2 separate regions of the Homo sapiens genome follow, and region 2 is linked to region 1. Evidence: chromatin loops called from intact Hi-C (ENCODE). Cell type or tissue: heart left ventricle. All regions are shown on one strand. Links, peaks and the distances in the headings refer to the core of each region. The heading gives the core; the rest is flanking DNA.

The links. A loop is a pair of places that touch in the nucleus more often than their neighbours do. Peaks named below come from ENCODE experiments on the same cell type or tissue, not always from the same donor. Only the 100,000 strongest peaks of a DNase experiment are listed, where the experiment ranks them.
Region 2: it touches region 1 in a loop (6-fold over the local background); 11 of 110 quality-filtered maps call a loop at or near these places.

What each region holds. Positions count from the first base shown.
Region 1 is chr10:23,166,089-23,182,016 of GRCh38, reverse strand. It overlaps the pseudogene LOC124900299. Among named protein-coding and RNA genes, the nearest start is that of PTF1A, 18 kb to the left of the region's middle. In heart left ventricle, for the core only: no CTCF peak of the experiment used is centred there; a DNase peak (open chromatin) is centred at 7,166; H3K4me3 peaks cover 1,211 bases; H3K27me3 peaks cover 5,000 bases.
Region 2 is chr10:23,300,847-23,316,774 of GRCh38, reverse strand. It overlaps C10orf67 (chromosome 10 open reading frame 67), which reads left to right. Exons shown (of 16, transcript NM_001371909.1): 5 at 13,316-13,471. Among named protein-coding and RNA genes, the nearest start is that of C10orf67-AS1, 35 kb to the left of the region's middle. In heart left ventricle, for the core only: no CTCF peak of the experiment used is centred there; no DNase peak of the experiment used is centred there.

The DNA of each region.
Region 1 (15,928 bases), core at 5,001-10,000:
ATCTGAATTCAGATCAAAATATCTGCTCAAATGTCCTTATAGTCATTTGTTCCTGGATCTTGCTTAGATTTAGTTTCACTGACTAGTGAAAGGGGAAGAAATAACAATGTCTACCTGAAGGATTGTTGTGGAAAGTAAAGCAAATGATTTAGGTAAAGCATCTGATACACAGCAGGCATTCAATGATTGCCAGTTCCCATCTTGCTTCCCCTACACTCAGTGGCTAATCAATAAGTTTTTTTTTTTATCAAATGTCTATAAAGTACAGAAGAAAAAAGAAAAAGGCATGCATGAGAAGTGATATTACAGGGGTTCAAAGAAGAACTGGGTTCTCTTCCACTGCTATCTTTCACCTTGAGCCTTGATTATCTGTATCAACTTAGAAGTTCTTTTTTTGACTGTACACCTTGCATTATTTTGGATAAGTGTTCTGCCTTCTGTAACAAATGTCTAAAGGGTGATTAAAATATAATATTTATGTCTCTCTCATGTAATAGTTTAGCATAGGCAATCCAAAGTTTATATGATGACTACACGGGTTGGAGGTCCAGCTTCCTTGCAGCTTGTTGCTCTGAAACATGCTCCTGAAACATGGCTTCCATCCCTGAGTTTAAACTGGCTGCTCCTACTCCTACTCCTACTCCTACCATTGTATCTCCATCCCAGCCAGCAAGAAAAAGGAAAGGACGCACTTTCCTTCTTTCCTTTTAGGAACATGACCTGAAGGTTGCTTACATCGAGGATGGTCACAGTCAATGGGCCTGAGCTGTCACATAGCCACATCTAGCTGCAAGGGACACAGACAAACAGTCTTGAGGTTGGTAGGCATGTTTCTTTATATATATATATATATATATAATTATACTTTAAGTTCTAGGGTACATGTGCACAACGTGCAGGTTTGTTACATATGTATACATGTGCCATGTTGGTGTGCTGCACCCATTAACTCGTCATTTACATTAGGTATATCTCCTAATGCTATCCCTCCTCCCTCCCCCCACCCCACAACAGGCCCTGGTGTGTGATGTTCCCCTTCCTGTGTCCAAGTGTTCTCATTGTTCAATTCCCACCTATGAGTGAGAACATGCAGTGTTTGGTTTTTTGTCCTTGCCATAGTTTGCTGAGAATGATGGTTTCCAGCTTCATCCATGTCCCTACAAAGGACATGAACTCATCATTTTTTATGGCTGCATAGTATTCCATGGTGTATGTGTGTCACATTTTCTTAATTCAGTCTATCATTGTTGGACATTTGGGTTGGTTCTAAGTCTTTGCTATTGTGAGTAGTGCCACAATAAACATACGTGTGCATGTGTCTTTATAGCAGCATGATTTATATTCCTTTGGGTATATACCCAGCATGTTTCTAGTTAAAACTTGGAATGTCATCAAAGAAAGAGAGAAAAGTAGTGTGTGTTGGGGAGATGGAGATTAGCTGTGCCCAACGCACCTTATCATTACCAGTTTTGAGTATGACCTCTTGAGAATATATGTACATTTATATATTTTAAATTCACACAGATAGGACTGTAGTAATATATTGGGTACATTTTTCAACATGCACAAAAAGAAATTTTAAGAAGGTGAGTAAAGATTTAAGTTCTAAAATTCTTCCTGCACCTCAATAGAACATCTTATTTGCTTTGGAAACTACTACTTTATATAATGCTGAACAATCACTTAAGTTTGTTTTCTTTTTGCTTTGTTTTGAGACAGAGTCTCACTCTGTCACCCAGGCTGGAGTGCAGTGGCGCAATCATGACTCACTGCCTCTTCCACCTCCTGGGCTCAAGCCATCCTCCCACCTCAGCCTCCCAAGTAGCTGGGACTACAGGCATGTGTCACCACACCAGACTAATTTTTGTAGAGATGGGGTTTCACCATGTTGTCCAGACTGGTCTCGAACTCCTTGTACTCCCAAAGTGCTGGCAATACAGGCATGAACCACCACATCTGACTACTTAGGTATTTTTTAAGCTGAATAATCTTGTTGTTTTTCATAATTATATATGAAGCTATAAACACAGAAATACTGAGAAAATGTCAAATCACGCTGTTTTAGTTTATTGCTTTAAGGAATGTGTTTCGAGCATCAACCATGTTCAGGTGACTGTGTTATGTATGTGGAAATACGGAGATGAATATGTGCAGTCTCTGCCCCTTAGCACGTTCTTGGTGTAGTAAAGACAGGAGTGAGTAATTATGATCCGGTTCAGTGAGGGCTATATTGAGGCATAAGTCGGTATAAGAATGAGGGGACAGAGAGAGCTTCAAAAAAGGAACAATGTTGGCCACGAGTGGTGGCTCACACTTGTAATCCCAACACTTTGGGAAGCTGAGGCAGGCAGAGAGGTCGGGAGTTCGAGACCAGCCTGGCCAACATGGTGAAACCTAATCTCTATGAAAAATACAAAAATTAGCTGGGGGTGGTGGTGTGTGCCTATAATCCCAGCTACTCGGGAGGCTGAGGCAGGGGAATTGCTTGAACCTGGAGGGAGAGGTTGCAGTTAGCTCAGATTGTGCTTCTGCACTTCAGCCTGGGCAACAGAGCAAGACTCTATCTCGGGGGGTTAAAAAAAAAAAAAAAAGGAACAATGTTGAGCTAAGCCAGTCCTGAGGAAATAATGACCACAAGAGGAGGGGCAGAAATGTGCTTCTGGGAGGTTGAACATATTTACAAAAGCCTAGAGCTGTGAATAGCCCATGGATATCCCCAGCAAATCCATGGGATGTTAGGGGCTCAGCCCCAAGCACAGCCTGCGTTCTGCACCTTCCAGTGTGCCTTTTTGCATCTACTTTCTTAGTCCTGCCTCCACAGCCCAGCCTCATCCCAGGCATGGAGTGGCCTCATGGTGAACACATGGATGCCCCACCAAGACCTATGTCTTCAAAGAATGCCCAGTGCTCCAAATTATCCTTTTTGCCCTCTTTAGAAGCCAATTACTTCAGGGCCATTGGTCTCAGCTAGAGGCCATAAAGGAAAACATCTGCTCCCCTAAGGTATGGGCAACACAGAGCAACCACATCATTCCCTCCCCAGCATTTGATTAGGGTTCTTGAAAGGTAATGCCGTAAATCACAGGAAGGGATTTTTTTGAATCTGGCATTTGAGCCTTAGTGCAGTCATTTGAAGGCATTTCGGGGGTAGACAGAGATTTCCTCGTGTCCACTGAATCTCACTTTTATTTAGCCTTTGCCAGCCCTAGAAACAGATTTCCCTGTGTGCACCTCATGGTAGAATGTCTTTCTGTATCCTTACACACTCCTGATCCTGGCCTTTTTTCTTTTTCAGAAGCTTGTTATCTACTACACCTGAGTATAAACCCATTGTAGAAATCCAAGATGGTGCTAGGAATATATGCAGAGACTCCTAAAAATGTTAAGGGATGTCCCAGATGGAACCAAAGCTGAGAATGCATCATCTGTTATATAATATTTCCCTGCTCAAATTTAAAATGATGTGAGGGAATTATGTTGTCATTGGCCTTGGAGGTCTCCAGGACTTAGAGAGTACATTTCTTCTTCAGCTGGACAAGTTTGAGCAGAGAAGAAAGGAAGGTACAGGTAGATCATTTTATAATTTCTGGATGCTTTACAAAAATAAAAATTAACCGGAAAAGCTTCCACCATACCTAGGTTGTGGGAGCCAGTGGAGCAAACCACAGATACTCTCTAGTTCGTCCAGGCAGATGATAGCTTACACTTCTCTACCCTCTTCAAGGTGAAATGTGGCCATATGACATGCTCAGTGAATGAAAGATGTGTGAAAATGACATGGTACCTCTGGGAGGAAGTTTTAAGAGCCAGTGCACAGTTTGTCTTTTGCCTCCATATTCTGTAATGATTGTGGACGTACACCTTGGGGCAGGACATCTGTCAGCTGGGGACCTGGAGTGACTCTGATGAACAAAGTTCCCCCGCAAACCTTCATAGAACGGGTAACCTGGACCAGAAATAAACTTTTGTTGTGTGAAGCTGCTGAGATTTGGGGGTTGCTACTGCAGCAAAACCTAGCCCACCTGACATACCTAGGTTGGTGCATGTAGCATTCTGCACCTAGTGTCATTGCATAGAGACTCAGTACCTTTGTGGATTTGTTTACAGTCTTTTGGTTTTAGTAGTGAAAGCCAATTTGAACTAAGTTAGACATTAAAAGGGGGATACATCATGGGATACAGAGCATCTCCTAGAATCTGATAGCAGGAATGCAGTGAGGCCTCAGGAGGCAGCAGTGCCAAGTGTTGTAGAAACTGAAGATTCTCCCCTGATAGCTATTTTCTCCTTCCTTTCATAATGGCACTCCAGGATTTTAGCTGGGCACATAGCTACCCAGAATAAAAACTACATTTCCTGCTCACCATGGCAGCTCTGTGTGGCTATGAAACTAATTTCTAAGTAATGGGTTGTGACCAGAAATGAGGCCAAGCTTTGAGACTCAGTCTTTGAAGGAGAAAGACATGTCCTATATTGTCACTTCCCCTCTTTCCACTGGTTGGGATGCTGAGGCAACAGGAGGAGTTGGAGCAGCTACTATGAACCATGAGTTGAAAGCTACACGTTGAGGATAGATGAGCAAATACACAAGAGGAACTGAAGTCCCCCACATCATTTAGAGCCCATACCAAGCCTGGAATACCTATCCAGCTTTGTTTTGTCTCTATGAGAAGTAAATAAACTTGTATCTCATATTTGTAAACTTTTTACAGTAGAGCAGCTAAACTTGTACACTAGTCAACACATCATGATCTAGAAAGATGCCTGGACATTGTCTCTGTCTTTCCTGTGCTTCTTTCTCTTTCCTTCTGCACATCTTCATCCTTTTCATTTTCTATGGATCAGCTTTCTCTGATTTTGAGTTATTTCATAGAAAACGTGGCTGCCTTAAAGAAGCACGATGTTCATGTCTGTAACACACATTTATTAAGCACCTGTTGTGTGCTGGGAAGTGTGCTTGGAATATCTCTTCTATGTACTGTTCTGTCTGTTGCTAGCATTAAACACTAGCAACAGAACAGTAGGTACAACATATCCTTTTTTCCATGGGGCATATGGAGGATTGAAAATGAGGATTAGAGGTAGACAGTAACATGAAACAGAATGATCATCATGAAATTTGAAGAAATAAAAAATTTTATTTAAAAAAGGATTTTATTAAGGATGAAGTAAAGAGGGATGGTAAGGATGGAAATGTAGATGGGATCTAGATCAAAGAAGACCTTGTAAACTGTGTTATGGAGATGGGCATCATATAGATAGTCATTTGCAGATTGGATAAACCTTATAGGGGTATAGGAAGAAACTATCAGAACTATCATCTACATTTTTTATCTTTTTTTAGAAAAATTGTGTGTCCTATGCATTCTTTATAATATATATAACTGACTCGTATAGCAGCACATCTTTATAACTTACCTATAATTAATTTGGGAATAGAAAGCCGACAAACGGTTTTACCCAGGGGGATAGCATGATCCAGTTTACCAATTACGAAGGGTGCTTGGGGCTTCGCTGTGGAGAATGGATGGAAGCAAGGCAGGACTACAGGCAGGGAGACTGAGCAGAAGGCCGTGGCAGCAGAACAGCTGGGATATTGTGAAGGACTGAACTGGGTGGTGACTGGGCAGATTGGAGAGAGATTTTGGAAAGAATTACTAGGATTTCTGAACTTATTGAATGTGGGAATTGGAAAAAGAGAGAAGGAAAAGATGATACTAAGGATTCTGCTTTTGCCATCAGGATGAATGGTGGGCCTGTTACTGCAATTTTAGGCAAACTAAGGTCTGTAAATTGGCCCTAAATTGGGGGACATGGAAATTGCTGGTAAAATGATTAAAAACAGTTTCAATGTGAGATTGGGGTGCAGACTGATGAAGACTGAATAAAGGCAATGAACTTGATTGAGACCCCTATCTGGAGGAACTTATTAAGAAGTAGAGTTGTGAATGTGATAAAAGAAAGGTCAGGGGTGACTTTTCCGTTATTTTTGCAGATGGGAAAGACTTTCACCCTGTGAGGAATCTATTTTCTCCCCTTTATTCTCCTTGCAAACAGTCCTTTTCAGACACACACCCATCTTCCTTATCCTTGGCCAACTGCCTTATTCCTGGACCAACTTCTCTATTACTTTAAGAAAATCATTTTCTTTTATCTGGTCAAAAACGAATCCTAATAATTGATGACACATATAAAAGTAATGAGGGTGGTGGCCTTGCATTAAGGGAAAGGAAATTTCCAGCTAATATTAGGCAAGACAGACAAGCTCTAAAACCTTTTGAAGTTCCCTTTAGACACACCCAACATTTCTGTCTCCCTCATCTTTTCTTCAAGTTGGCCCTGAGTATTATTAAACACCACTTGTTCTTTTTAAAATTGTCTTAATATTATAGCCGTATTTCTTGTGCTATTTTTCTTTTTCAGTATTTCCGCCGTGTGAAGACTTTTTGGGGCTTACCTAGAGAGTAAACTCCATTGACAATTTCCTCCCTAAGGAAAAAAAGCATTTTAAGGTTTTGCTTTAGAAGCCAGCTTGAGGGGGTGGGGGTGGGGGGCTAAATTTCTTGGTTTGTCAGGCCTTCGGGACACAGACGGGTACAGGAGTGACCCACTAAAGGCATAGCTGTTGGTGCAGCCCAAAGAAGCTAACGTACCTTCCGTGGTTTCTTCTGGGCAGGGAGCGACTGTGGCGTTGGGAGAGGTCAGTGAGAAGGCCACACTGCTGTTTAACCAGGAACAGCTGCTAAATGCGCCTGGGCTCAGGCCCTTCTTTGCACAGGAAGATAGACAAGGAGAGGGCAGGCCTACCTGGAAAGTTCAAGTTAAATCCTGGCAGGCCTCTGGAGGCCCAAGCAGCCCAACATATGGGCAAAATGTTTCTTCCCCGGCACAGCGGTTGTCTCCCCGGAGAGGTTCAAGCCTCCTGTGACCTCCTGCTGCCGTTAGTCTTGAAACCAAATCGGGACTGGGCAGCCAGGCCCCTGCAGCTTTTTCTGTCCCGGCAGCTAGGATCTCCGTCTGCACCCCTGGCTGGCTGCTATGGCTGCAGAGGAGCAAGAGCGAAACCGCGCGAGTGGCAGGAGCAGGCCAGGCCGGAGGCCCCTCCCCGGCCCCCAATCCGGCGGCCTGCCCTCCCCCTCCCGGGGCGTTTGTATAGCAGACACCTGCAGCACGGGCGGCCGCCCGGGTTCCCGACACAAGGCGCTGGTACCTGAGCCCTTGACTGGTAATGCACCATAAACCGCTCCTTTCAGGCCCTTTCAGAGCAGGAGCACGGAGGTCACCGTGCCTACAAACCCCTCTGTGTCCGCCACGTCTCCTGGGCCCTGGGCGCTCGGGCCTCCAGCCGCAGAGCACGCCTGCCCGTGGGAATCCCAACACTTGTGCTCCGCGAGGCCGGCGGGGCGGGGGCGGGGGATTGGGACCACCCTGCCCTCCCCCAGCCCGGCCTCCCCCGCCCTGCCCGCCGCTGGTTCACAGAGCGCAGCGAGTGGAACGAATTGGGTGCGCCGTCCTCAGACGCTGGCGGAAATCAAATGATGAGGCGAGGTGGGACACCCGCTCTCCGCCCCGCGGCCGACGCCCAGCCCACGGCAAAGGTATCACACGGTGTCCCGCCTCGCGGCGACGCGAGCGGCGGGATGACTCGGCCTGGGCCCTGGCGCAGCCAAAGGCCCGGCTCGCTGGGGCGCGATCCCAGCTCGGCGCGCACAGCCCTCCGAGTTCCAGGTTGGATTGGGTGCGGTTGTACCTGTGGAGTGGGTGGCCCGGTGACTGCCACCCGGGCCAGTGCTGCCAGCAGATGTGCACATCCTGGGCGGGGGCTGGCGGCCGAGTGTCACTAGTAGGGGCGGCGGCTAGGCAGCCATTCGCCGCCTTCCAAGCCCGGCGCTGCGCGCAGGGCTTGGAGCACTCGGTGCTGAGACGCGAATGCGCATAAAGAGAAAAGTGTTTCCAGTGTTTCCCCAAAATGGGGAACAGGGAAGAAGGACAAGTATCATGCAAGACTGCCACTGCCACCTGTCTTTTGCGGACCATGCTGCCTTCTTTCCCGCTGGCCTGGCTCTGAGCACTGAAAGCCGGGGAGAGGGCGCCGGCCTTAGAGCCAGCCGCACTCGGGGACCGCAGGCGGCGCTGGCCCGGGCCACCCAAGCCCGGCAGATGAGCCTTTGGCCTGCGGGGGACCGGGCCGGAGGCCAGGGGGACGGCAGTGTCGCCGGAGGGAGCGCGCAGCCCAAGGCCGGTGCTCCGGCCCCGCGCGCCCCCTCCCGGGTCCGCAGGGAACCCGGGTTACCTGGGGAGCCGGGCTTTGTCGGCCACGCTGGCTCTCCGCGGCCCCAGAACTAATTAAACGCCTCTTTTGGCCAAGGGAAGTCTTGCGCCGGACGGGGGTGGGGGCGTGTGGGGGCGGCATGTGGGCACCGGAATAATCAGCCCCATTCTTGCGCTTCTACAGAACCCGCGGCGCAGCGAGAAGTGAACAGCGGCCGCCTGAATGGCGGTTTCAAAAGGCGACACCTGCAAGCGCGGCCGGTTGTGAATTGAATTGAGTCAAATGCGGCGCCCGCTCGTACCTGAGCCGCGAGCTATTAGTGTCAGGCGCGCCCGGTCGTCCGGGCGGGGAAGCGCGCGGCCAGGCCGTCCGCGCTGAATGCGGCAAGCTGCGGCGCGGCCGCTCCATGGGAATGTCGCCACTTGTGCTGCTAGCGGTCGGGAGGGGGTGCGCTGCCCTTTCAGAGACAGACACAATTAGGCAAAATGCTCAATGAACATTATAAATGACGTGCGATCGCTCTGCAGATTGCCTGGCAAATCAAATTATATGGTCGCTCGCGGGCAATTTCCATGTGCTTTTAAAACTTAAACAGGTATTCGCCCATTTAAAAAAAAAAAAAAAGGAGAGGGGGTGAGTCGACTCAGGGATTCCGGAAAAAACAAGTGAAAGAGTCGGTGTTGAATATTCACACGTCCCCTTTGTTGGCGACTGACTTCACAATGGGCTTGGAGAGGGGGTGCGTTTGGACGAGACACATTTTTTACTGTCTTCCATGCTGCAGAGGAAGGCACCAGAAGTTTGCATTTATTACAACTCACAATTACAGTGGGACTCCCTTTTTTCTTTTAAGACTAAAATTCTTCTCATAATGAATGACTTGAAAGCTACTGTCATTCTAATAAGATGGAAGAAACATTCTAATCAGATGGAAGCGCGCCCGGGTGCACTTGGGGAGGAGGCGGAAAGAGCCCTGCGCTTCTCCCTGGCACCAAGCATTAATCCAGGAGGGAGCTGGGGAAGCTGGGGCTCTGCGCTCTGCACAGCCCAGACTCTGGGCCTCAGGCGCGGCCCCGAGGCTCCCCGGTTGTCATTCGGCCTCCCTGCGGTCCCCCAAGCATCGGGAGGAGCAGCGGCACAGAACCAGCGAGAGAAGCAGCGCTGGGTGCAGTGCGCCCAGGGCGGCTCCGGCAGTGATGCCGGCACCGGCATGAGCACCCCAGCCGCCCTTGGTCTGCCCCAGCTTGGGCCTGCGCTCTGTGGCTGCGACCCTCGGAGGAGGGGGGCAGCTGGAGGCGCCCGGATTGCGCGGACCCCCGCAGAGGCCAGGAGCCGCGCCTCCGGCGAGGGGCTGTCATCGAGCAAGAGCAGAGTCGATTCTGGCTTCAAAAGAAGGAAGCAAGGAAGCAGCAGCCATCCGTGGCCTCACACCCCTGCCGACCTCCATCTCATTTTCGATTTTCTACTCTTTTTGTTTCTAGATAATTGGGACAGAGGGAGGGGCGAAGAACTGCGGATCGTGGTGACAGTTGGTAAATATATGCATCTTAGTGAGGAAAGGCAAGCAGAAAAGAATATTGGAAATCCAGCTTTGGGGTTCGTCTTTGTCGGTGACTCACTGTGTTATCTTGGGCAAGTAGCTTAACCTCTTGGGCTCAGTTTTCTCATCCATGAAATGGGAACCAATGTCTGATGTGTCTTCCTCACGGGGCTGTTTTCATTAGGACTTTAATTGGGAATGGCAATCTTTTGGGTAGGTTGTCTTTGTGTGCCTTAAAGTCAAAAACTATACATAAGCCCCAAGGATAAAAACCTCCGTGGGAGGACAAACCTTAGAAACTCAGAGACCTGAGCACTGGTGTTCCTCCCCTCCCAATCCTCGCTCAGGAATCGCTCCTTATTGGGACTGGAGGAAAGGGATGCTCTTCCTAACTGCTTCCCCGTGCAAAGAGGAACTGGGTCCCTGAGGAGTGAGGAGAGCAAAACTCAACCAACATCCGGACCATCTGGTTGTGTGTGTGTGAGCGTGCGTGCATGTGTGTAAGGGGGCAGGTCTCCAATACGTTGGACATTTTCGTTTCTCCTTGTCTCACACTTTTCCTGCTGGTACCAATGACCACTTCGTGAAGAGCAATGAATGAAGCGCAATTCATGAGTTAGGAAGGTGAATTTCATTGAGAAATAACATTTTTTATTGCAGTTCTGGGCATGAGAGTCCCGGAATGGCGAAGGTTCTGGGAGCCTCGTGGAGCCAGGTGCGCTGGCCTTGGTGCTGAAGGTAAAGGCCGAGCCTGCGGAGGCAACCGCCTCAAACCATGGGCCATCTGCTCAAATCTAAAAGCAAGGGGATCACACCTTTTTAATACCTCCCGTCCCGGGTGTGTGCTTGTTTCCGTTGGGGGGATGGGGGGGAGGGTGTGTGTGCGCGCACGCCCGCGCGTGTGTGTAATAAAAATAACATGAAAGCACAGTGACAGTGTCTAATAAAGTTTAGTTAATTGAATGGACATTTAGATACCTTTCTCTCAATCTGCTCCATAACTTACTTATTCAATTCAATGTGGGAAAATTTTTACTAAATAATAGTCATGCAATGTCTTAAGGATGCCTGACTGTTTCTCACTTTGTTTTCATCGTCTGATCTAAACATTATGGTGGAGAAGTTTCAGGCAAGAGCAAAATTTATCAAAGACAAGAGTGGTCCATTCAACACTTCTTCCTGATGACATTTAAGTTCTTCACTGCCTCTGGGCCCAAATTGGGGTGATTCTATCTCAGGAAAGAAATAACTGAGACAGAATCATCTTGGAAAGGTATATGCGGTTTTAATTAATGAATCTATTCTGAGATCTCTAGGGAAGCTCAGTTAGTACTGGGTCAAACCCAGTGATTAAGGCTTCATGTGTGCCATTTATAGGAAGAATTTTCCTTGGGCTAAAATATGGTAAAAAGACCAAGGACCTGTTCTGTTCATTTTTCTGTCACAATATCATCTTTTTTTTTGAGACAGGGTATCACTCTGTCACTCAGGCTGGAGTGCAGTGGCATAATCACAGCTCACTACAGGCTCAAATTTTCAGGCTCCAGCGATCCTTCCATCTCAGCCTCCCGAGTAGCTGGGACCACAGGCACTAGTCACCAAGCCCAGCTAATTTTTGGTAGAGACAGGGTTCGACCATGTTTCCCAGGCTGGTTTTGAACTCCTGAGCTCAGGCAATCCACCTGCCTCAGCCTCTCAAAGTGCTGGGATTACAGGCATGAGCCACCATGCCTGTAATATCATATTTAACAGTTAAAAATCTATTTATACCCTGCTCATTCAAAATACATATTAAGTAGTATGCGCAAATATGTGTACTTTAACAAGATCAGAAAATAAGTAAATGAAAATATTTGGAGTGAAAGTAGAAAAAATCAGATGTAACTGGAATTAATTTCTGTACACTTGCTGGAGATGCTCTAAAGTTCTGGCTCCAAACCTCCTCATTGTTCCCAATGCAAAGAAAAAACACAATAAATGTCATGATTCACGGGGTCTAAGATAAAAGTAAACTGGTTTCTCACAGAAGAACAACTATTTGCAGTACTGACATCAGACAGAAACCTCTCCCATGTGCCCCCATAAAATGATGTACCCATAAAATGAAAAGTGACCTCAACCGTGTCCCTAAAGCAAATAGATCTTAGTTGTGTGGGCTAGCTTCCATTTGTGTCACTCAGTGAAGCCCCACAATATTCCCTTTGTTTGAGTAAGAATAAAACTGGCGAGAAAAAGACCTGGCAAACAGCACGCTCACTCACATCCTTACTGGGATGTTGCAATCTTAGCGTTGGGGACAAACCATCCTGAGAATCCTCATGCTACAGTTGTTGCAACTTCTGAAAGATTTGCAAAAAATACTCTTGGGACTCAGCCTGATATTTAAGGAAGACCAATGACAGTGATAGACTTTGGAAAAGAGGAGGTGTTACTGTTAGTGCTGGAACCATCAAAGCCATCTTTGGACCAGCACTCCAACTTCAGTACCTATAAAAGTCATCAGCTTTAACTTCAAAACTTATGATTTGGTGGGTCTAGTAGCATCAGGAAAAAACATTATATATATATATATAAATAATATTATATATGCACATTATATATATGTGTGCATATGCATCTATATGTATATGCATACATATACATGTATATATGTGTGTATATGCATACACAAACATGTATATATGTGTGTGTATATAATTTTGGAAAACATAATTTTTTAATAAGCACCCTAGATATGCAATGAGATCACTAAATTGTTTCCTTCTTCTCTTGTATAGAGCTAAACTACAGTTTCCAGCCTTTCCTGCAGCTGTGTTGGACTGTGTAATTCAGTCCTGGCCAATGGAATGTAGGCAAAAGTAAGGTACATCACTTCTAGCATTAGTCCCTAAAACCACTCTTGAAATCCTCTAAGTTGGCTTTTTCTCCTCTTGTCATCTGCCACCTTGGTACAGAGGATCCCAGAGAGGACTCTAAATGCCCTGAGTGATGGCAGAGACATTAGATGGAAGGAAAACTGTGCCCCTGAATGAGTGTGTAGGGAAGATCACCCTTTACAATCTGCAACAGTCACTGGACTATGTAATAAGCAATAACTACATATTTATGCTGTCAGCTACTGAAATTTGGGGACCATTTGTTACAACCTCTAGCTTTTCTTAACTTAATATACCAGGTGATTCTAACATAGTCCAATAACCACTTTTGGAGAAACACTACTCCAAACAAAACTGTGGAGAAGCAAATGATTCCGCCTTCTGGTGACAATTCCTTAGCGTCTAAGAAGGACTCAAATGGTAATGGTTTCAGGAGTGGTAGCAATCCAAGTGGATGCAAGATTTGGGGTCGGTGCCTCCATTCCATAAATGTTGCCTGTTCATAAAATTTACTCAAAAGTCACAATTTATATGGCATTATTTTATTTCCTGAGTATTTACCTCCTTTTTTTCTCTCTGCCTTGACCCTGTCACCACTGGGGAAGAAAGATGAGCTCCAAGAGAAAAGGAAGAGCCTCAGGTCTGTAGAGTCTTTGTTACGTGGTAGACACTATACTGAACACTTTTCATGCACAATCTCATTTACACTCACATGCATTCCTTCAAAGTAGGCATGAATATTCCCATTTTATAATGAAGACTCTAAAACCTTGTTGGAATTGCTGTGCCAGCATTAGGGACTTACTGATGAACTTAAAGCTCTGCCCCTTTAGGGAGTTTGACTGGGTGACCTAAGTACACCTAAGCTATGCATCTCAGTGGGAAGATAGATGAAGGGGCATTAACTCAATCTGAGTGGTATCACTGGGCTGGAACAGCAGTTAGGGAAGGGCTTTGCTCGATGATGTAGACCGGTTTGCTCAGTTCTGCAAGGGACTATTCTAAATGGACCCATGGTAAGCCTATTCAAACTCATTAAGCTCCTTGAACTCTGACCTGGTAGAAAGGATGTGCTTTTTATTAAGAACCTTACAAAAGTACTATTTTTAACCCCAGAAACTCCATTTCTAGGGATCAGTTCTAAGGAAATAATTTGAAATATGGAAAACACTGTACACAAAAAGCTCTACTATGACACTATTTATAAACAAAATGAGGATACAACCTAAATGTTGTTTAAGTGGATAAGTCATTGGGTTAATGATGCATTATTAAATGACACACATGGTCATGAAAATAATCATGCAGAGGGCTTGTAATAACTTTGAAAATGTTGAAAAGATAATGTTAAGTGAAAAATATTAAAATGTAGATTTGAATTAAAATGGCCATCTAAAATGAAAAAAAGAACATCAAAAACTAGTGATAGAAAAAAGATGGAAAGAAATATACCAAAATGTTCATAGCATTTTGTCTTTGGGAAAAAGAATTTGAGGTAATTTTCTCCTCCACTTCTCTAATTTTTCTCAAATGTTCTCTTATGCTCATGCTTATATTTTATAATGGAAAATCAAAAAATAGAAAATTTAAATACAAAGAATTTGCTTTTAGAGAAATAGTTCAGAAGAAAAATTTTAAGCTGTAAAAAAAGTTGAAATACAGCACATAGAAAAATGTATGAAATACACAACTCAAGGATTTATCACAAGACAAGCACCACCAAGCTCAAGAGCTAGAATACTGCCAGTGCTCAGAAATACCTCTTATATCCCCCTCAGTCACCATCCCCTTTGTCGTCTCCAACAGTAATGACTGTCAAGCTTCTATGGTCACTGTTTCCTTCCTTTTCTTCAGAATGTTGTGTCCTAAGTCTGAATCCTTAAACATGAGAATTTTATCTACCTTTTGAACTTAATGGAAATGGAATCATAAAACATTTCTTTGTTTCTGCTTTCTTTTTTTTTAACACTATAAATGTGAGGTGCCTCCATGTTGTTGCATGTGGCAAAATTCATTAATCGCTGTATAGTGTTGCATTGTGTGAATGCAACATTATTTGTCTATCATTTTCCTGTAGATGTTTCCAGTTTGGACCATTAGGAAAAATGCTGCTGTGAACAGTCTTGTACGTTTCTTAGTGCATGCGTGTGCAGACATTTCTTTGAGGATAAACCTAGGAGTGGAAGTTCTGGGTCATAGGACATGCGTATCTTTTTCTTCTTCTTTTCATAATATTCCTTCTTATATGTATCAAAGCTCATACCGCACAATGAGCTCTGAGTTGCAAAAGAGAATTTATTTTTTGCGTCTGTCTAAGGATGTGGATATCTTCAGTAGATTTAATGCTGTACTGTTCCCCACAGTGGTTCTAAGAGTTTACGCTTCCATTGGCAAGAAGTATGTGCTTTAACCCTTTATGGAGTGGAAGCATATGGCCCATAAAAGGAGACTCCAGGGGATTGGCTTTTAGCCTTTTTCTTCTCAGGGACAGACTGGAGAAAGCTTTTTTTATCAGATTATGGGATCCCCAAGGCTCACAATAGATATTGACATTGCTATATACGCCAGCTCAGAATCTAATCTGACCTTGAAGTGAATCTCCCAATACAATTAAAAAAAAAAAAAACCATCCCAGCAGTCACAGAGCTGAAGGGCACTCAGAAATAACACTTGGGTGAAAAGAGGTAGGTACTGAGGAGTAAAGTTCTGGATGTGAATGGATCACACAAATAAAATATCTTTTGATAGTTCTGAGTCTGGGAACTTCAGGAAGCCATGGAGATGGTAATGGGGCTAAACCAAGAATTTTCAATATTAAACACTTAGAGAAATGAAATCTTTACTGCCGATAGGACTGGGCAGGATTTCTAAAGCTTCCTGGCTTTGTTTTGACCTGGAATTCTGTGAACTCATTGTGATAGCTCTGGCAACATCATGCTAATCACAGGCTTTGGTTGGAAGTCATATGTATCTCTGATTAACAAAGTTAGGAAAATTAGCTTTAAATGGACACATGTATAGTCTCTTAAACCTTGGGGCCCATGGGGTTCGTGGTGTTGAGGAGACTGGGGAGCACTGAAGGTTTATCATGAGGAATGTGGGTGTGCTCAGCAACCTAGAAACATACCCACACCTATCTGTTCAATCTCTCCTTCGTGGCCATTCTTCATTTTTTTAATTTTTAATTTTTTTACTTATTTTTAGAGGTGGAGTCTTGCTATGTTGCCCAGGTTGTTCTCAAAC
Region 2 (15,928 bases), core at 6,341-11,340, 130 kb before region 1:
TCTCTCAGCTAAGAGCTGAACAGATATCAGGATGACCTGCCTGCAGAAAGGAGCTACCCACTGTGGGTCTTCTCTTAGCTGGGAGCTGAGCAGATGCTGGGATGACCTGCTTGCAGAAAGGAGCTACCCACTTCAGATCTCCTGCAAGCTGTACTGTTGCTCAATAAAGCACCTCTTTGCCTTACTCACCCTCCAGTTGTCTGCATATCTCATTCTTCCTGCGTGTGGGACGAGAACTTGGGACCCACCAAATGGTGGGACTAAAAAAGCTGTAATAAAAACAGGGCTGAAACACACCCCTCGCTCACCACACTGCAGGCAACAAGACGGAGAGAAGAGCTGCAGCCCTTGGGGGCGCCCAGACCTAGGAGCTCCCTGAGCCAGTGTTGTGACACCCTCTTTGGGGCTCTGCAGTTCCTGGTGTCTCCAAGCTTCCAGGTGCCACTGTGTTCCCCTATGCCAGCAGTGGAAGCCACTTGTGGTATACCTGGTCCAGCTGCAGCCTTGCAGGGAGCTGGCACCTTTGTCAGCACCTGGTGCTGCCTGCCCTGCTGCAGCTGGCATGCCTAGCTGTGTGTAGTGGCTGGACCCTGCACTCACTCATGCACCCCTTGTCACTCTGCATCTGGCTTGCCCTTGGCAGGCATGGGATCCAGGCTGGTAGTATGAGCCGAGCACAGCCTGCCCGGCCAAGCGGGTGGAATGAGCACAGCAGGCCTGGGCAAAACTCAGGCAAAAGTGCCACTGACCACAGAGGTTTCTGGCTGGCAAAGCAACACCCCAAGGATCCTGTGACAGCATGGTGGCACATGCTTGTAGTCCTACCTACTGAGGAGGCTGAGGTGGGAGGACTGCTTGAACCCAGGAGTCTGACGTTACAGTGAGCCATGATTGTGCTGCTATACTCCAGCCTGAGTGACGGAGCATGACCCTGTCTCTAAAAGAAAAAAAAAAGATGCATTTAATCTATCTTATCCGGTATTATTCTTGTTTATAATGAGAGAGTAAGTCAGAATTTCGTGGTTTTTAAAAACATGCTTTTGGCCAGGCTCATGCCTATAATCCTAGCACTGTGGGGGGCCGAGGCAGGCAGATCACTTGGGCTCAGGAGTTTGAGACCAGCCTGGGCAACATAGTGAGACCCTGCCTCTACAAAACATACAAAAAGATCAGCTGGGCATGGGGACATGCGCCTAGGGTCCTAGCTACTTGGAAGGCCGAGGTGGGAGTATCACTTGAGCCCAGGAAGTTAAGGCTGCAGTGAGCCATGATCATGCCACTGCACTCCAGCCTGGGTGATAGAGCAAGACCCTGTCTCAAAACAAACAAACAAACAAACAAAAAACAAAAAACACATGCTCTTATAGTTCTTTGTGTCTTCTACAATTTCTGGGACATTGATCTATTTCTAATGTATATCAAATGTTCAAAAATATAGCTGAATAATGAATATTACTCTTTGTCCATATGCTTTATACTTCTAGGAGTAGAAAGCTATGAAATGATTAAATTCTTCGTATTCATCAGTTTTTCATAAATATGTGTTGGTTAAATATGCTTAATTGTGGTTAGTTGACTTAAGAAAAAATTGTTTATATTAAATTAAATTAAAGTCATTATTGGAATCTTTGCTTTGGCTTGTTGGCATCACTTTGATCCATGACCTCAGACAGCCTTCCAGATCCTGGCCGCCCAGTTTGTTAAGGCTTAGTCATAAGGAAGAACAGAGGAAAGTTGAAAATAAAACGAAGTGCTATATACACTTTTTGTAGATTGACAAGTATAAATGACTCTCTGCTGCCCTCTGGAGACCAGTTAAGGTCACAAGTACCTGTACTTTTTTTTTCAGCTATGAACAAGTTTCTAAATTTATTTAACTTTTGCTTCTGGTCAATCGAATACAGCAAAGATAAAGAGTTGTATGTAATTATGTTACATAAAAGGGTAGTATCTGTCTTGCTAGAGTCTCTCTGTTGGCTATGTGAGAGGCTATGTTGGGGAAACCCACGTGGCAAAGAATTGAGTATAGCCTCTGGCTGACAGCAAGAAACTGAAGCCTCTAGTCCTATAGCTGAAAAAAAAGTGGATTTTTCTACAAACTGAGTGAGCTTGGAAGCAGATCCTTTCACAGTTGTGCTTCAGATGAGACCAAAGCCCTGGACACCACCTTAATTGCAGCCTTGGGAGACCCTGAACAGAGGACCTACCTGAATTCCTGACCAACAGAAACTGTGAGATAATAAGTTTGTGTGTGTGTGTGTGTGTGTGTGTGTGTGTGTGTGTGTGTGTGTTTTAACTTAATTTTTTTTCTTTTTCATTAGAGACGAGTCTCACTATGTTGCCCAGGCTGGTCTCAAACTCCTGGCCTCAAGTGATCCTACCACCTCAGCCTCCCAAGGTGCTGGGATTATAGGTGTGAGGCACCGTGCCTGGCCAAACGTGTGTGTTTTAAGCCACTACATTTGGGGTAAAACTTTTATGCAGCACTAGATAACAAATTCATCTTTCATATTTAGTAAGCCATTGAATCCTACCAGTTTTTTGTTGTTGTTTGGTTGTTTGGGTATTCGTTGTTGTTGTTGTTTTTGAAACAGAGTCTTGCTCTGTCTCCCAGGCTGGAGTGCAGTGGCACCGTCTCTGCTCACTGCAACCTCTGCCTCCCGGGCTCAAGCAACCGTCCCATCTCAGCCTCCCAAATCGCTGAGATTATAGGCGTGAGCCACCATGCCTGACCATCCTGCCAGTTTTTTTACCTCCTAAATCCACGTCTTGTTTGCCTCTGAACTAGTTTCGATAGTCAGCGTTGCTCACCTGGCCTGTGGCTGGTGCCTTCTTATCCCTTTTGGTCTTCATTAAGTCCATCGTCTGCCCAGTCATCTGGGTGGTCGTTCAAAACACAAGTCTGACCATATCCTGCCCTGTTTAAATCCTTCAGTGTTTCCTCCATGCCTTTAGGATGAAGTTTAAGTGCCTTAGCATGGCTTAGAAGGTCCTTTTATGTCTTCACTTTTATCTGTTTCCACTTCTTAGCTAAAACTTTACCCTCCCACAATACTGGGCCGTCGCCTGCTTCCCTCAGCTCTCCTCAAGTTATTAACCACCTCCCTGGAATTTTCACATAATGTCCCTTCTTGCTCTTTCTCTGCTGTATAATAGCTACAGTGAATTGTATCACATTTACCCAGTACATATTGATCTGTCCACTAGACTCTTCCTGCAGAGCAGGGACCGAGTCTTACTCATCTTTGTATTCTTCTCCCAGCAGACTGCGTGGCATGTAATAGGTTTTTGACAAATTTTATTGAATAAAGGGTTGAATATGATCAAGAAGAGTGTCAAGATATCTCGACCTACACCATGGTACTGGAAATAGATCATGAATTCCTAGTGGAAATTTCCTAGAATAAAGGCAATCCATAATGTCGAGGTCTTTAACTGTTCTTTCACTCACGTTTTGATTCATTTCATCCACCCATTGTCTGATTTTCCAGCACAGGCCCAGAGCCAGTCCTTGTACTCATTGTGGATAATCCAGTGGTCAAGAGAGATAATAAACTTAGCAATTACAGTCCACATTGGAGGTTTGTACCCAGTGGGTGCATAACTCTCTGTCAATTTGGGTGAATAGTTAAGGAAGACTTTTAGGAAAAGGTGATTCCTATGCTGAGCCCTGAAGGACAATGAATATTTGGGGGAGATGGGGAGAAAACAGGGAAAGAGAAGAGAGGGTGGGGAGGTGATAAAAGAGATTTTGAGGAATTGGTTCATGTAATTATGGGGGCTGGCAAGTTTGAAATTTGCAAGGCAGACCAGCAGGCTGGAGACCCAGGAAAGACTTGATGTTATAGCTTGAGTCCGAACGCAGTCCTCTAGGAGAATTTCTTCTTCCTCAGAGAATCTCAGTCTTTTTCTGAGAAGGCCTTCAACCTATTGGATGAGCTCCATCTACATGATGGAAGTATGAAGGGTAATCTGCCTTACTCAGAGCTACCTATTTAAATATTTATCTCATCTAAAAATACCAGCAACATTTAACGTTTGAAAAAGAGTACCATGGCCTAGCCAAGTTGATGCATAAAATTAATCATCACAGATACATATATGCAACTATATAGATGTATGTGAATGTGTATATATAAGTGTGTAGATACATTTATGTATATCCTAGTTCTGTCTATGGAGAGCGCCTAGAGGCAGTGACACTCCTATAGCAATGAGTACACCTAGAGTTCAGCTTTTAGATTTAAATGATATTCTACACTAAAAGAAACCAGGGCTTTTTGGAGGAGTAGCCAACTCCAGGGCAGGGACAGGGAAAATGGAAGAAGGACCTGCAATATTTGTCGTAACTGAAGCAAGGAAATGCTCAAAAAATTATGAAGGCATGTCAGAACACAGGAGTCAGCTGGTAGGGGCTTCCTTCATTCCACTTGGCCAATCTGGGAAAATCCATGCATCAAAATAAATAATGATAATTATGAATTGTAACCATTTGAGTAAAATAGGAATCCATGAGCTCACTGTTATAAGTAAATAAGTGAATAACTAATGCATTTATTTATTTCAGGAAAAAGTTTGTCTTACGGAAGTACTAAAATATCTCCCTACCAATGCATATTAATACTTTAACTGGGAGTAAATGCATATTAATTAAGGAGTATAACATGTATTAATTAGTAAGTATAATACTTATTAACTTTAGAGTGAAGAAAGTTAATACTGACACCATCTTAACTAAATGATAAAAGTTAATATCTCTATTATAAAAACCTTCATTATCTAAAAAGGTTGATATATCGCCTTTGAAGTAAGCAATTGACTTGCTTCCCATCCAGTATTGTCCTAGTCAATCTAAATGTTCACAGAGTAATTATTCCCTAGTTTAAATGTTGCAAACTAACACCGGGACCTTAATGAGAATGATGGCACCAAAATATAGAAATTTTATTTTAGAAAGTTAATGAGACAATTGAAATTCCAAAAACACTTTCCTTGAACAGCAGGCAGTAACTATTTTGATGTTGTTACTGAACCCAAGCTAGAATTTCTTTTTTTTTTTCTTTGAGATGGAGTTTCGCTCTTGTTGCCCAGGCTGGAGTGCAATGGCATGATCTCAGCTCACAGCAACCTCTGCCTCCCGGGTTCAAGCCATTCTCCTGCCTCAGCCTCCAGAGTAGCTGGGATTACAGGCATGTGACACCACACCTGGCTAATTTTGTATTTTTAGTAGAGACGGGGTTTCTCCATGTTGGTCAGGCTGGTCTCGAACTCCGGACCTCAGGTGATCCACCCACCTCGGCCTCCCAAAGTGCTGGGATTACAGGCATGAGCCACCGTGCCCGGCCCCAAGCTGGAATTTCAAACTCCTGTGTTTGATAAGTGAATTGTGCAGCCTGATTGAACTTTGTCATACTCAGGCCCTCAGGCCTGGATGTCTGTTGCTCCTGTCAACTTGACAGTTGTCAGAAAGAACCTCTCGATGAAGGACAAGTGGTCACATGATTAGGCTGGGATTTAAACTAAAGGGTAATACATTTTTTAGTAAGCCACCCTAAGATGGGATGTTAAAATGGGACTCTTGGGTTTCAGTTTCATCCAAAGCCCCAAAAGTAAATAACAAAATACTGCTCAAAAGTGAGGTGTGGCTGGGTGTGGTGGTTCATGCCTGTAATTCCAGTGCCTTGGGAAGCCAAGACAGGAGGATGGCTTCAGCCCAGAAGTTAGAAGCTGCAGTGAGCAACGATCATGCCACTGTACTCCAGCCTGGGTGACAGAGCAAGACCCTATCTAAAAAGAAAAAAAAAATAGATGCCAGCAGGATGTTCTTTGAAGGACATTCCAGGACTTGGTGGAGCAGCTTAATTGGCCAGTACTAGCCCATCATCCATCTCCAGGAAATATAAGAGAGATCTTGAATTTGGAAATGGACAAAGCTGGTCAAGAGGACCATTTTGGGGAAAGCAGGCAACATGGAGTGCTGACCTGTAAATGGGAGAGAGAAAGAGAGTATTTCTCCTTTGAGCCAAGCAAGAGTGGAGTTTTAGACCTCTTGGAGAGCTTGACAAGCATTCCTGGGTCTGAGGAATGTGAGGACTGGTATGGGACTTGCCAGAAAAATTTCACAGAAGAGCAGGAGGGGTGATGGGGCAGAAGCCTGCTGACAAGGACCATCTGGAGAGGTGACAGGATGCCAGCAGAAGGGCAGGTCCTAGGACAGAAGCCAGTGAGGCACTGCTCTTGTGAAGGGCATTGCAGGATGCCAGGCCAGCATGGACCCTCCTGGGAACCAAAGGCAGCAGGTTACTGTCAATTGACACTTGTTTCTGTTCCCTTAACGTTTCTCCCTCTCCTCTGCACCAGATAGTTGGAGAATCTCAAATTGCAGAAATAAAAGAAAGAGAGGCTCAACCCTTCTCCTCCACTGCAGACTGCCAAATCTAAGGGGGGCCAGAGTGGTGGGAGGACAGAAGCATTAATGGGTGAGAGTTGGCTAGACTAGAATTTTTTGTTTTGGTTTTGGTTTTTGCTTTCTTCCCATTTTCTTTCTTCCTTTTATTTTGTTGTCATTGTCTAAGGTTAAAGTTGTTACTAAGTTAAAAAAATAAAGCCATGGTGTCTTCCTGAAAGTCCTAAAAGGTGAGAACTATGAGACTAGAAACTAGATTTGCAGGGGCAGTGTGGGAAAATCACACTGCTTTCTGCTATCTCCCACAGAGTCCAGCTCATTCCATAAACACTAGTGAAACATCAGAAACATTCCAGGAGATGAAGAAAAATGAATTCATTGTATTTGGACCTTACAACCATTTTTTGAAAAGCCAAAGGTAAATCCCTCCAGGTGGATTTTGGGTTCTTCAAACAATTGCTTCAGCTGAAGTTTGAGGACCGACTGAAAGAGGAATCTTTGAGTCTGCACTAATAAAACAAGGTTAGGAAGCATGTAAAAGTAAAACTTTTTTGTTCTTCCAAAGAATTGTGGCCCTCCCTGTCCTGAAGTCCAGAGTGGCCGAGCCCATCCAGAAGGCAGGCTGGCTCAAGCACCTCTCAGTGTGGTACCTGGGTGAGATTTTAAATGAGTTTCCCAGGGCACTTCCGTGACATGCTCTGATGAAGATGACTTGGCACCAGTCAGAACATCATTCCCTAAACAGCCTGCATCACTTTCTCATAATTTTTAGTGCATTGGTTTCTGCGCTGTCATGCAATCTTTGTTTTGCTGGCTTAAAAACTTCTGTTTTAGATTCAGAGGGTATATGTGCATGCTTGTTACATGGGTATATTGCATAATGGTAAGGATTGGGCTTCTAGTATATCCATCCCCCAATATTGAACATTGTATTCAATAGGTAATATTTCAACCCTAGTCTCCCTGCCACCTTTTTCCCTTTTGGAGTCCCCAGTGTCCATTATTTTCGTCCTTATGTTCATGTGTACCCGTTGTTTAGCTCCCACTTAGAAGTGAGAACATGTGGTATTTAGTTTTCTGTTCCTGCATTAATTTGCTTAGGATAATGCCTCCAGCTCCATTCATGTTACTGCAAAGGACATGATTTCATTCTTTTTAATGGCTGCATAGTATTCCATGATATATATATTAATATATTACATTTTCTTTATACAATCAACCATTGATGGACATTTAGGTTGGTTCCATGACTTTGCCATTGTGAATAGTGCTGCAATAAACATATAAGCGCAGGTATCTTTTTTAAGAGTAAAATAAACCCAACCTATTCAGAACATAAAAATTAGTTAGAAAGTAAGCAAATAATAAAGTGACCCCAAGAAGAGTGTTCACAGGATAGAGAAAGGACATAGGGGTGGAAGGTGGGTGGGTGGGAGACCGGTGCTAAGGTTTCCAGAGCAGGTGGCATCTGGATTTGAATGAAAAATAGCCACAACAGGACTAAATGCTGGGATATAATACTTACTGGGGGCTGTCTTTGTTGTAGGCACTATCCAAAATTGCTTACATGCATTATCTTATTTAATTCTCACAATTCAGGTATTATTATTAATAGTCCCATTTTACAAATGATAACACTGAGACACTCGGGGTTTAAGAAACTTGTTCAAGGTCCCAAGCTGACAGAGCTGGTCTGCAGACTCAGGCTATCCCACTCTAATACCATTCTGCTAGAATGACAAGCAAAAGTTTGTTGGGTCGGCTAAGAGGGAACTCCAAGTACAAAGGCACAGAGACCTGTGGCAACGTGGTGTTTCTGAGAAGTTGGATGCCGAGTGTATCAGTATTGATAAAATGCCCAGTTTGGGTGAAGAAAGAGGAGAGAAGACTGGCATGAGATGCTGGCCAGGTAAGTTGGCAGCAGATCATGAAGGCTGCCGTTTTGTATACCAGGCTAAGGGAGTTGGATGTTAGCCCGTAGGAGGAGATGGGGAGAGCTGTATTTTAGAAAGGTTATTTGGCTACTGGATGAAGATTGGAGGGAAGTGACAAAACAAGAGGCAGGGAGGCTAGTTTTAAGAAGCTTTTACAATATCCAGGTGAACAAGGCAAGTACGAAGATTGTAGTGGAACAGGAAAGAAGGTGACGAGGTTTGGTACAGAATTAGGGGTAGATCGAACAAGTTTGATTAGTTCGTGAAAGAGAAGAAGGGGCTTAAAATGGGTTTCTGGCTTATGCTGCTGTTAATAAGGGGACGCAGAAAGGATGACAGTGAAGGTGTTGAACTCTGTTTGGATCTGTTGGATACGTAATGCCTAGTAACACTTAAGGGCCCTAGTAGAATAAATGTGTGTTGACCTTAGCAGAGTGTTTGAGCTGTAGACATATGTAAGAATAGATGTAAAGACTAGATATACATAATCAATACTCTTGTTTAAAAATCACAAAATTTAAGGCCAGGAGCGGTGGCTCTGTAGTCCCAGGACTTTGGGAGGCTGAGGCAGGCGGATCCCTTGAGCTCAGGAGTTTGAGACCAGCCTGGGCAATGTGGCAAAGCCCTGTCTCTGCAAAAAAATTACACATATTAGCCAGGCATGGTGGTATGTGCCTGAAGTCTCAGCTACTTTGGAGGCAGAGGTGGAGGCAGAGGTGGGAAGATCACTTGAGCCCAGAAAGCGGAGGTTGCAGTGAGCCGATTGCATCACTGCACTCCAGCCTGGGTGAGAGTGAGACCCTGTCTTAAAAAAAAAAAAAAAAAACTAAATAAAAAATCTAAATAAATAAAATCACAAAATTTTAAAAGCTGATATTGGATATTGTCATATGGAGTATTCTTTTTCACTCTTTTTAATTCTACTGTACATTCATTTTTTCATACTGTATAGATTATGCCAGTGCTGTTCATAGCCACCTTCATATATTATTCTTCTTAGTCTGCTGGTATTCATCATATTAGGACAATTTGAGCTTACAAATCTAACTCTTTTGAAATATAACATTAAGTATATTAGCAGATATTACTAGGTTTTGCTATATTTCCTGTATGTTGTATGTACCCAAATATATTAGTAACAAACACACAAAGAATCAAATGGTTTCTTTATAATTTCAAAAAGAGTCCAAACTAAACCACAGGTTTTGCATAACAGTGTTGAAAATAAGATTTTTAAATGCTGGAAGTAAGTAACATTATCCACTTTTAAAGCATTTCATCCTTTTTTTGGTTTTGTAATATAGTTCTTCAGAGTAATGAATGCAGATAGGAAGCATCTAAATGCTTAAAACAAGATGTCAAGGTGTATTACTTCTTTCAACATCTCCATTCCAGTCTATTGAGGCAATTAGTTGCACCATTGATGTTTACTTCCTTTTCTACATATTCAAATTTTTACTGTCTTCCCTTCTAGAGGAATATTAAAGTAGGATATTCACAAATCGTGATGTCAATTTACTATTAGGATTTACTATTATTACCTTTTTCCAGCTTTACTGATGTATAATTGACAAATATAAATTGTATATATTCAAGGTATACAATGTGATGATTTGAAATACATTGTATAATGATTACCACAATCAAATTAATTAACACATACTTCCAGTTACTACTGTGTGTGGGGTGGGGGGCGGTGGCAGTAAGGACACAAGATCTGCTCTCTTGGCAAATTTCAAGTAAACAATACAGCGTTATTAACCATAGTCACCATACTGTACGTTAGATTGCCAGAACTTATTCATCTTATGACTGAAAGTTTATACCCTTCGACCAACATCTCCCCATTTTCCCTGTGCTCCAGCCTTTGTCAACCACCATTCTTTTTTTTTTTTTTTTTTTTTCTGAGATGGAGTCTGGCACTGTCACCCAGGCTGGGCTGGAGTGCAGTGGTGCTATCTCGGCTCACTGCAACCTCCACCTCCTGGCTTCAAGTGATTCTCCTGCCTCAACCTCCCAAGTAGCTTAGATTACAGGTGTCCGCCACCATGCCCAGCTAATTTTTTGCATTTTTAGTAGAGACAGGGTTTCACATGTTGGCCAGGCTAGTCTCGAACTCCTGACCTGATGATTTGCCCGCCTAGGGCTCCCAAAGTGCTGAGATTACAGGCGTGAGCCACCGCGCCCAGCCTGTCAACCACCGTTCTACTCCCTGCTTCAAGTTCAACTTTTTTGGATTCTACATATTAATGAGATAATACACTATTTACCTTTTTATATCTGGCTTATTTCACTTAGCATAATGTCTTCCAGGTTCATCCATCTTGTCCCAAATAGCAAGATATCCTTCTTTTTATGGCTGAAAAATATTCTATTGTATTAATATATACATTGTACATACTACCATTGTAAATATTCCATTGTGTGTGTGTGTATGTGAGAGAGAGAGTGTGTGTGTGTGTGTGTGCGCGTATGTAACGTTTTCTTCATTCATCTGTTGATGGATATTTAGGTTGTTTCTATATCTTGGCTATTGTGAATAATGCTGTAATGAACATAGGAATGCAAATATCTTTAAGATCATGATTTTATTTCCTTTGAATATATACCCAGAAGTAGGATAGCTGGATCATATGGCAGTTCTAGTTTTAATTTTCTGAAGAACCTCCATACTATTTTCCATAATGGCTGTACCACTTTACATTCCCATCAACAGTGCACAAGGGTTGCCTTTTCTCCATACCGTTGCCAATACTTGTTATCTCTTATCTTTTTGAAAATACTCATTCTAATAGCTCATTCTTATCATAATGAGGTAATATCTCATTGTAGTTTTGATTTGCATCTTCCTGATGATTGGCGATGTTTCATGTAACTGTTGGCCATTTGTATATCATCTTTGGAAAAATGTTTATTTAGGCCTTGGCCCATTTTTTAATCTTTTCTTTTTAAAAAAATTTTACAGAAGGATGTCTTGTTATGTTGCTCAGGCTGGTCCCAAACTCCTGGCCTCGAGTGATCCACCTGCTTCAGCCTCCCAAGTAGCTGGGATTATAGACACAAGCCACCATGCCTAGCATTTACTATTGCTTTATTAAACTTCTAATTTTGTTAATGCATTGTTTTTCTTGATTTGTTCAACTGCATATCTGTGTTCTCTTGCGTCTCATTGAGCTTCTTAAAGATAATTATTTTGATTTACTTATCAAATGATTTGCAGATCTCCATTTTTTTGGAGTCAGTTACTGGAACTGTATTCATTTTCTTGAGAGTGTCATGTTTGCCTGATTCTTCACTAACTATATAGCCTTATGTTCGTGTTTGTGCATTTGGATGAGCAGACACTTCCTCCAGTCATTACAGACTGGTTTTGGTAGGTAAAGATTTTCTTCTTTTGGGTCCCTAAGCTGATAAGATTGCCTCCAGGATTGCAGTTGAGTAGGGTTGCAGCCGAGTTACGTGGCTGCTGCTGGGTCTGCAATGGGGACCATGTTAGTGGGCCTATTACTAGGGGCTTGAACAGGCTTGGATCCTGTCTGGCCCCTGGAAAGAATAAACTGCTTCCAGGACCTTAGTCTGTAGAGTTGGTGCTGGGTAAAGAAGATTCTTCAGGTTTCACAGTTGGGTTTGCAGATGGTGGGCCTGTTACCAGACACACAGATGAGTGTGTATTCCTTCAGGTCCCTTGTAGTGTTCCTGCTGGGTTACTGAGTTGGTACCTGGGCAAGGAGAAGTGGCCATGGACCATGGCTGACAGGAGCTTGAAGGGAATTACAGGGCTGCTTCATGGCTTACACTGAGACTGGGGTCTGCAGACATGCCTCCAGAGACATAGAAAGGTGTGCCTCCTGCCAGGCTCCTGGGCAAGCAGGACTGCTCCTGGACCATGGCTGAGTGGGCTCGAGCTGGGTCACGGGGCTACTTCAGGCTTCTCCATCAGACTGAGGTCAGCAGCTTGCCTCCAGAGGCATTGATGGGCATGTTTCCTGGCAGATCTCTGGGTGGACAGGACTGCTTCTGGATGAAGGCTAGGAAGGGACAGAACTAGGTTGCAGGCCCACCCCAAGATCTGCAGTGGAATCAAAATCAGTGGGCCTGCCTTTGGGGCACAGAAAGGCATAGCTTTCAGCAAGCCCCTGGGTGGGCAAGACTGCTCTCAGACTGCAGCTGAGAGGGCTGGGACCAAGTTAAAGGGCTGTTTCAAGATCTGCTGTGAGACTGAGGTCAGCCAACCTGCTTCTGAAGGCACAAATAGGCATGACTCCCAGCAGGTGCCTGGGCAGGCAGGACTGGTCTCAAACTGCAGCTGAAAGTGGGTTTGGTTGAGTTACAGAGCTGATTCAGGATCCACAGCTGAGACTGAGGCCTGTGGGCTTGTCACCAGAGGTACAGGTGAATGTGATTCCTCCTGGATTTCTTGGCAGATGGTTCTAGAGGCAGGACCAAGTCCACAGGGCAATGAAGCAATTTCTGGGTTTGTAGCTGGGACCATGGTCAGTGAGCCTGCCACCTAGGTGCAGCCTGCCAGTCAAAACAGCCCTCCTCAGTCTTGGGCTCCACTAGAGTTTTGCAGTCTTCTATCCAGGTCCCAAATCTCCCTCAAGGGAACTTTTGTCCACGGATGGCTGCCAAATTCTTGTTGAGTAGACGTTCTCCTAATCTTCCATCTCGCTCTTTACTATTGTAGTTTACATGGCTGATACAGTAAGAGTAACTGACCATGCTTTGTGTTTTATAGGATAACACTGTGCTACATAGTGCGTAATACTTTTTAAGCATATATTTCAATATAAATAAAGTTGCTTACTAAAATTGTATGCAGGTTACAAAAATAACCTTCACAAAACAGTAGCTTAAAAGATGAAATGTTTTCTGGTGGTGTCTAATTTTTAATGCTGAGTGTCTAATTTAGTGTAAGTGCCTAATTTTTAATGCTTAGTGTCTAATTTTTAATGCTGCTTTTTTTTGTCCCTAGCAATTCTTTGAGGTAGAAGAAGAGAATGTTTCTTTGCAAGATGCGAGTACTGTCAAAACAAATATTTTGTTAAGAAAACTGAAAGAGAAAGAAGAAGTTATTAAAGAATTAAAAGAAGAACTAGACCAATATAAAGATTTTGGATTTCACAAAATGGTAAGTTTCAAGGCAAGGAATAATTAATTTTAATATACATAAATAAAGTCATAAATAGTTAAAAGCTTGAGTTAATGATAAATTAAAATCCAATTGCTGCATTTTGGGCATCTCCCCATAATATAAGCCAGTCTAACTCTTTTCTGCTCAATGGCCTATTCTAGAAAACCCATAACAATATGAATAGGAGCAATATAATGAATAGGAGCAATAAAATTAAAAATACAATTTTTGTTTAAATGGAAATAAAATAACTTACCTCCCACTGCAAAAAATGTCCTACTCTAGAAGAGTGTGGGAGTGGATTTTTGTTGTAACCGAAGACTCCCACCTTTTTTTGCAGTCAAAGTAGTTTGAAAGACACAAAGCTAATCTTTCCAAGCCAGAGCTTCCAAGAAGCCAACTTGGAACAGAATGACATTTAAATAAAAATATCAAGAAGAAAAATCCCAGAGGATTTTCCCCTCAGTTTTTCCTGTTGCAGTGGGAGCCAGGAGCTGCTTTACTGGTTAGACAAACTACTGATGGGAGCAAAAATGGAATGACTGAGAAGGCAGAAAGAAGAACCTAAACTCCTGTCAAGGAGGAAGTTTAAGGGCTTTGGAAAATGTGGATCCTGAGAACGAATTCATTGTCATCTCATGTCTGCTCTGAGCCACCGGATGTCCCAGGCCCAACCATGGTCCAGAGCTGGAGAGGATTTTATTCTTAAGTTCTAAGAACAAGAAGCTGATTGTTTGATTTGGAAAGGCTAACAGATGCTGGGACCCAGGAGGAATAAAAGTCTATTGAATAGCAATAGCAGGTATCAGATACTTCATCGATGGCATCTCTTCTCATTCTCACAGTTCAGTTTGCAGATGAAGAGGCAGAGACAGGGTGGTTAAGTAACTTCCTCATGGGCAAACGTAGTAGATGGTAAAGATGGTACATGAACCAAGGTTCACCTGAATCTAAAGTCCACTTACAGAGGGGGAGCTTTATCCTCTACAGTAAGAATTAAAGGTTGTAGTGAATATATAATATACATATGCATATAGAAAATGTACAGATTATAATGTATAGATTATGTTATCATAATATATTATAATATGATATATTATAATACATTAATAATTATTAATAGATTAATACACATAGAGGGCTACCCTCTTTGGGTCCTCTCCCTTTGTATGGGAGCTCTGTTTCCACTCTATTTCACTCTATTAAATCTTGTAACTGCACTCTTCTGGTCCGTGTTTGTTACGGCTTGAGCTGAGCTTTCGCTCACCGTCCACCTCTGCTGTTTGCCGCCATCGCAGACCCACCGCTGACTTCCATCCCTCTGGATCCAGCAGGATGTCTGCTGTGCTCCTGATCCAGCGGGGCGCCCATTGCCGCTCCCGATCAGGCTAAAGGCTTGCCATTGTTCCTGCATGGCTAAGTGCCCGGGTTGATCATAATCGAGCTGAACGCTAGTTACTGGGTTCCACGGTTCTCTTCCATGGCCCATGGCTTCTAATAGAGCTATAACACTCACTGCATGGCCCAAGATTCCATTCCTTGGAATCCATGAGGCCAAGAACCCCAGGTCAGAGAACACGAGGATTGTCACCATCTTGGAAGAGGCCCACCACCACCGCATGGCCCAAGATTCCATTCCTTGGAATCTGTGAGGCCAAGAACCCCAGATCAGAGAACACGAGGCTTGCCACCATCTTGGAAGTGGCCTGCTGCCATTTTGGAAGTGGCCCACCACCATCTTGGGAGCTCTGGGTGCAAGGACCCCCCAGTAACATTTTGGTGACCCACATGGGACCTCCAAAGCGATGAGTAATATTGGGACCACTTTCGCTTGCTATTCTGTCCTATCCTTAGAATTGGAGGAAAATACCGGGCACCTGTCGGACAGTTAAAAACGATTAGCGTGACCACCGGACTTAAGACTCAGGTGTGAGGCTGTCTGGGGAAGGGCTTTCTAACAACCCCCAACACTTCTGGGTTGGGGATATTGGTCTGCCTGGAGCCAGCTTCCACTTTCAATTTTCTTGGGGAAGCCGAGGGCCGACTAGAGGCAGAAACCTGTCATCCCAAACTCCTGGCAGTAGCCGGTTGAGATCATGGCACAGCCAGAAGTTTCTACTCAACAGTCGCCCATGCGTGCACCCCTACCTTTCCTTCTGACCCATATTCCCCGATTATGCCCCCTCCAAGCAGTGGGAGGAGGAGAATTTGGCCCAGCTAGAGTGCATGTACCTTTTTCTTTCTCAGACTTAAAGCAAATTAAAATAGACCTAGGTAAATTCTCAGATAACCCTGATGGCTATATTGATGTTTTACAAGGGTTAGGACAATCCTTTGATCTGACATGGACAGATACAATGTTACTGCTAAATCAGACACTAACCCCAAATGAGAGAAGTGCCGTCATAACTGCAGCCTGAGAGTTTGGTGATCTCTGGTATCTCAGTCAGTTCA